2 separate regions of the Mus musculus genome follow, and region 2 is linked to region 1. A link is a loop called in an ENCODE intact Hi-C map of the cell type or tissue named here. Cell type or tissue: left cerebral cortex. All regions are shown on one strand. Each heading gives the region's core, and the rest is flanking DNA. Links, peaks and the distances in the headings are about the cores only. Region 1 overlaps Mast4 (microtubule associated serine/threonine kinase family member 4). Region 2 overlaps Mast4 (microtubule associated serine/threonine kinase family member 4).

The links. Hi-C counts contacts between places; a loop is a spot of excess contacts. Peaks named below come from ENCODE experiments on the same cell type or tissue, not always from the same donor. Only the 100,000 strongest peaks of a DNase experiment are listed, where the experiment ranks them.
Region 2: a loop joins it to region 1, with 2.9 times the contacts of the local background. A loop is called at or near these places in 2 of 42 quality-filtered maps.

Annotation. Positions count from the first base shown.
Region 1 is chr13:103,283,419-103,286,333 of GRCm38, forward strand. The region is part of intron 1 of Mast4 (microtubule associated serine/threonine kinase family member 4); the gene reads right to left. Among named protein-coding and RNA genes, the nearest start is that of Mast4, 50 kb to the right of the region's middle. In left cerebral cortex, for the core only: no CTCF peak of the experiment used is centred there; DNase peaks (open chromatin) are centred at 1,751 and 2,145; H3K27ac peaks cover 1,506 bases.
Region 2 is chr13:103,198,305-103,201,219 of GRCm38, forward strand. All of the region lies in intron 1 of Mast4 (microtubule associated serine/threonine kinase family member 4), which reads right to left. Among named protein-coding and RNA genes, the nearest start is that of Gm30050, 100 kb to the left of the region's middle. In left cerebral cortex, for the core only: no CTCF peak of the experiment used is centred there; a DNase peak (open chromatin) is centred at 1,767; H3K27ac peaks cover 1,457 bases.

The DNA.
Region 1 (2,915 bases), core at 283-2,782:
AGTGACATGTAACTGTCAATTCTTCCTGCTGATGTCACCCCTGAAGGAAGTACTTTATACCACTGAATGAGGCATATCATACAAATAAAGCTATCCTTTCTCCCACAGAATCAACTGGACTCAAGAGTCATATGAAATGCTCCTTGATCATCTCTGCCTTCTCACCTGGGACCCCAGAAGGGACACATATGATGCAGACCTAACCCGTAGCGATAAAAGCCAAGATAGGCCAAAGCCTGAAGCAGTGTCACCATGCAACCCCTGTCAACTCCAGTCTCAGAGGAACAGCTTGCTTAATAAGCTGGGTCGGGAGCAAGCGCGTGATTCAACATGGTGGACAGAGAAAGGGTACACATGACAGCGATGCAAGCCAGGGAGCTAAAACCAGTGAAGAAGAAAGACGGGCGAGCACGGAAGCTCGCTCCTGTGTTCCTGGAGGCGGAAGTGATCCCTGTGCTGGGGATGTGCTAGCAGTGTGGTCAGAGACAATAAAGGCCGAATATGAGCAGAAAGGGGGAGAGATTCTACAAGGAATATAGGCAAGATTTGACAAGGGATTCGGGATTAGGTGCAAATGCCTCGCAGATGGTCTTCAACCACTACCAGACATAGAAGAGCTCCCATTCATCAACAGAACCCCGGAGACCAGCACACACTCAGGCATGGATGGCCACTCTTGTTCATCATTCTTAAAACTTCATCCAGTTGCCTGCTGCATACCCCTAGACACATCCTCGGAACAGGACTCGATAATTTAAATTTATGATCAAGACTTCATAGGACCATCTATGCATTAACATTGTTTATAAGCAGCAAACACTGCACACTAATGAATCCAGCATTTGCCCATGGCTTGCAGGAAACACTACATCACAAAACTAGGAAAGCCCTGTGCTTTAGTCATGAGGAAAAGACAGACATGGAAAATATCTTATGTTTTTGGTAGGCCTTTTTAAGTTCTAAAGTGCAAACCTATTACTTATGCTCTAAGTACATTGCCTAAACCACCAAGCTAAAATGAGCAATTTTAAATAGAGAAACGCAACATGAAACTTTCTCTTAAATTTAACCTTCTTATTTAAAATAGCTTCAATTCACATTGGATGGCAGTCATCACAAAACAATGAGTCTTACAGTAAGACTATTGCTTCAAAAATTAATTTAGGAAGTATGACTACCCTGCAAATAATGTAAAAATAAAAAATATAAAAAATAAAAACCCAACTTCATTTTAGCCACATGGGCAAACCAAGCCCAGGAAAACCATTCTGTTAGATGACAATTCAAATATTGAAACACGGAAGGGAAATAGAATATTTGACAAGGCTTTCATTTAGAAACATCTCAGGATCCAGTTCAATCAGGCACGAATCTATTCTTCTGAGATTGTTAGCCTGCAATGAAATATTAAAATTAATAAGGCCATTTTCTTAGGAGACATGGGTAAAAACTCAATAGAGATGCCACAGACAAGACAGAAGAGTTTAATTTAACAAAGAGAAAAGTAAGTTAAATTATCAAGCCATTACTGTCTTTCTCTCTGTTACCATTAAATATATACCTAAGGCATTTCCGATATGAGACCCAAAATACAAACTGTGGCATGACATAACTCAATGTCCCACTTTATTTCCGTGCTTCTACTGGATATCCAACTTGAGTATCCTGAATATTTGATTCTTTTTCCAGCAAACATTTTTCTGCTCAGTCGCCTCTCTTCCCTGCCAAGTTAAACTCTCCTAAGTCTTCTTGTTCTAATCATAGCACACAAAACTCCAGTAAAAATAGCCGAGTCAAGCCTCCCCAAAATGAGTACAGCAAAAGAAGTTCAGAACTAAGGTTCTTCTTCATGCTATGTCCACAGTTCACTGCATCGCCACAAAACTTAGAACTACTGAAGGCAGGCACACACACACGCACACACGTACACACACACCACTTTAACCATGCAAACGAAGTCATTTCCCTGAAGCTGAAGAATATCAATAATATAAATTAATCATCAGATGTAATTAAGGTACAGGCAGTTAGGGCTGGATCTAATTTCATGTTGTGCCCATTTCTACAGTTCAGCTAGAAAAGCCACTTTGTCCCATATACAGAAGACAGCCATGCAATGGAATGAGGCAGTAGACTCGCACTAAGCACTTACAGGAGGCCAAAGAGGGAGGAGCCAGCCAGAGTATAATCAAGCTATTCCTTCCCAGGCTGCGAGCAACACATCATTCCCACGTCAAAGGAACTTTGGTCTAAAGATCATCTTAGGTTTCAACACAGCCACCTGGACGACAGCTAGATGCAATTCATCAGTCGTGGAAAGAAATTTGTTCCAGGTCATTCTTTCTTTTGCCATATAACTCATTATAAGGTAATTTCCACCTTCCATATCTAGCAAACCTTTGCTCTGATTTTATTCAACACCAATGTCTGCTAAAAACAGCTTCCTGAATATTTTAAAACTACAAAGAAGACACACTTAGATGTTCTGCTTAAGGACCTGGGCAGCCACAGGGGAGCCGGAAGGGGGCGGGTCTCAGAGGTTAAAGGAACTTGCCCTGGAAAGGGATCGTCCAACTAAGCATTTCTTTAAACATCTGAAGAGTTGCTGGGTTAGTACAAAACATTTACGTGATGTCCCAATTGATGATCCTGGAGCCAAGCTGTTGAAAAGTTTGCCAAGTTTCTCCATGGAGGATGGGGACCCGGTTATGAAAAGGCAGTTCACTTGGCTCAGGATACAGGAGGTAAAGGTCACAGGAGCTTGTTTCAGAGGCAGGGACCTTCCCAATCCCCTCACTGCTGCAGCTAATCAGTACCCGGGAAAACCAATCTGCAACGCATTATACTGAGAAGCAGAGAGCAGATCTCCAGTTGGAAACCAACAGGAGTGACGTGAAGACGAAGCAGCCATAGCT
Region 2 (2,915 bases), core at 237-2,736, 85 kb before region 1:
TGCTTTGGCCAGCTTGTACCAACAGCCCTAGGTTCAAAGAACAACCACTGTTCAGGAGGCTGCTCAGAGCCCTGCCTACAGTGATCTTCTTGCAGGAAATCCAGGCCCTGATTGACAGATTCCTCTCATCATTGCCCTACTCCTTCAGCTAATGCAAAACACTCTCTTGGCATCCCCAGCCAGCGATAAATCATTCAGATTCACGCCAAAGCTCAAAACTCAGCATTTATTAATTTTAACTTACTTCTGATACCTATTATCAGTTACGGACAATGACAATATTTCTCTAAGCCCATTAATTTCTTCTTTGTGCCCCAGAAAGCGTAGAGAAGGCAACAGTGTGCCTGACCTTTTGTGGTTTCCTAATCATGACTGCTTCCCATGGGGGTGAAGAGAATTAAGGGAGCCCCGGAACATTATGCAAGTCAGGTAGACAGAATGAGAGCCTGGGTAAGGCACAGACACAGAATAAGAGGCCTTCAATATGCAACATTGATGTGATGTATAAATCAATAGAGAATGATTAAAACACTGCTCTGTGAAAGGGCTGCATAGTTAATATACATTCCATTATGAAAAGAAGAATGTGACCATCACACCAAACACTTGGGCATGCGGGGCAATGGAAGGGACGCGCGTACCAAACTGTTTAAATATATAGAATTTTAAGAAATGGAGCTAATCAACACCATCACGTCTTTCGTTTCGCCTGGTGAAGTCTCTTCAAATACTCATTTGTTATTCAAATGTCCACACTACACACGCCCAAGCTCCTGTGCACACCCAAAGCACCTGACTTCTAACAGCCCACCGTTTATCAGAGAGCCCCACTTCAAAGCCCAGCATCAATAAAAGCCATAGGATTCCTTCTGACTACAGTGCAAAATCCATATCTAAATACCCCTAATTGTACAATCATTGTGCTCACTGGAATAAAACATATACTTACCCTATCCTTCCTTTTAAATGGATCAAATTAAATGCCATTCCACCTCTCTCCCTCTCCCTCACCCCCACAAAAAATGGCTAAATATTATGATTTTTTTTTTATTCAGTTAACTTCCCTTGAAACTAGGGTATCGTGCTTACAAAACAGTAAAATTCTTCCAAACAAGTGATGTTCTCCTCTAAGGCACAAGGGGGATCAAGAATCAGCTTTTGCTTTCCATTGAATCCAAATAGAAGGGACTGTTGTTTAGGTGTTATTTCTTCAGAACGTTTTATTTACCACTTACTGGACTGTACTGGAGAGGGAAAAAAAAAAAGACATCATAGGTTTCACTAGGGAGAATTTCGCATGTTCTTCCAAAGGAAAAATAATGCTGCATTATCTTGTCTCCTTCATTTTACATGGGAGGGAACAGGAAAATGCATCTCAATGAGATTCCTGATGGGAACAGCCTTTGTTTGTGCCTCGTGTCACACACATCTACTAATGACTTCATTAAGCTACCTTCTAACGACCACTGTACTAAAGGAATCAGTCCCTTACAGTCAAGATTTTTCCATCATTCAAAAAAACCATTTTGCATTCATAACATTGAACCTTGTCATCAGAAATGCACTGAAAACCCACCAGGAAAACAATAGCAAGAAAAGCTAAAAGAGTCAAGATTTTATACTTAAACTTTCATGGAAGGGGCACAAAGCCAGCATTGCTGAGCAGTTGTTCACTGTAAGCAAATTCATGTGTTCCTGCAGAAAACTGATGTCCCTCAGAAGCCACCCACAGAACTGTCTCAACTTGGATGTACTTTAAACATCTTTCCTCTTCAACTCAAAGGCAGCTCGAGAATTCATGGAAATTTCTACTCTGTTAAAAATTCCAGCACACACTAAGAAAGGAACTTTAATTTTAGTTCCTCCTATATCTGAGACTCAGAAAGTCTCCACCTCTCCAAGGGCTAAATAAAACAGACAGAGAGACCTGGTGTTAGTAATTCTGCCACACAAAGAAAATAATTGTAGGCACCAAGACGTTATACTTTGTAGCATGATATCATTTAATCCCTCAGTAAAACAACCAAACTAAACAGATGGCATCAGAGCCTGCTTTGGAGGTGAAAACAACTCAGTCATTTACTTGAAGAAAACCAGCAATGGTTTTCATCCTGATCCCAACTAGGCCCCACAGGCAAACACCAAAGCTACAGGCAATATTTGGTCATGCAGACTCCCACAGATAACAATAAAAAGAGCACTCACATGAGAAATAAAATCTTAACACAAGTTGGTGACATCTCAGGCCACACCAGAAAGCCACCAGTTGGGATAATTTATTGCAGGCTCAAGACATCAAAGCTCATTCAGGGGTTGGGGCTGGTAGTTTAGTAAACAAAGGAATACATAGAAGAAAAAAAATATGCCATGTTTGGTTGATATTCCCCGGGAGGCCTGCTGTATTCTGAAAGGAGAGGAGGAGGAGTGGATTTCAGAGAGAGGGGTAGTGTGTGGGGGCAAGGTGGGGGTGGATTGGAAGGAGAGAAAGGAGGGGAAACAACAGTTGGGATATAATGTATGAGAGAAGAGGAAAGACAGACAGAGAATGTAAAGGAAAGGAAAGGAAGGAGAGGAGAGGGGAGGGGAGGGGAGGGAAGGGAACGGAAAAGCAGGACTCTCTTCTAGAAGACAAACCTATTTCCAGCACAACTAACCACCTCTTGGCAGAGATGGTCTCTAGGCAGTTGTTTGGGATGCGTATTTCACTGTATTATGTAGAAATCAGTTGGCTCGCACCAATCAGCACGATATTTCCTCCGATAAAAATGTCTAGCATGCACTGTACCTGGAAATGGCATTATTGTGTACTGCCCTTCTCTCTCCCACTGACTGGACAGTGTCTAGTGACTGACCACAAACAAATTCCAGGGCGAGGAGACAGCTCACCCACCGGAGTGCAACAAAAAAGCTTTCCA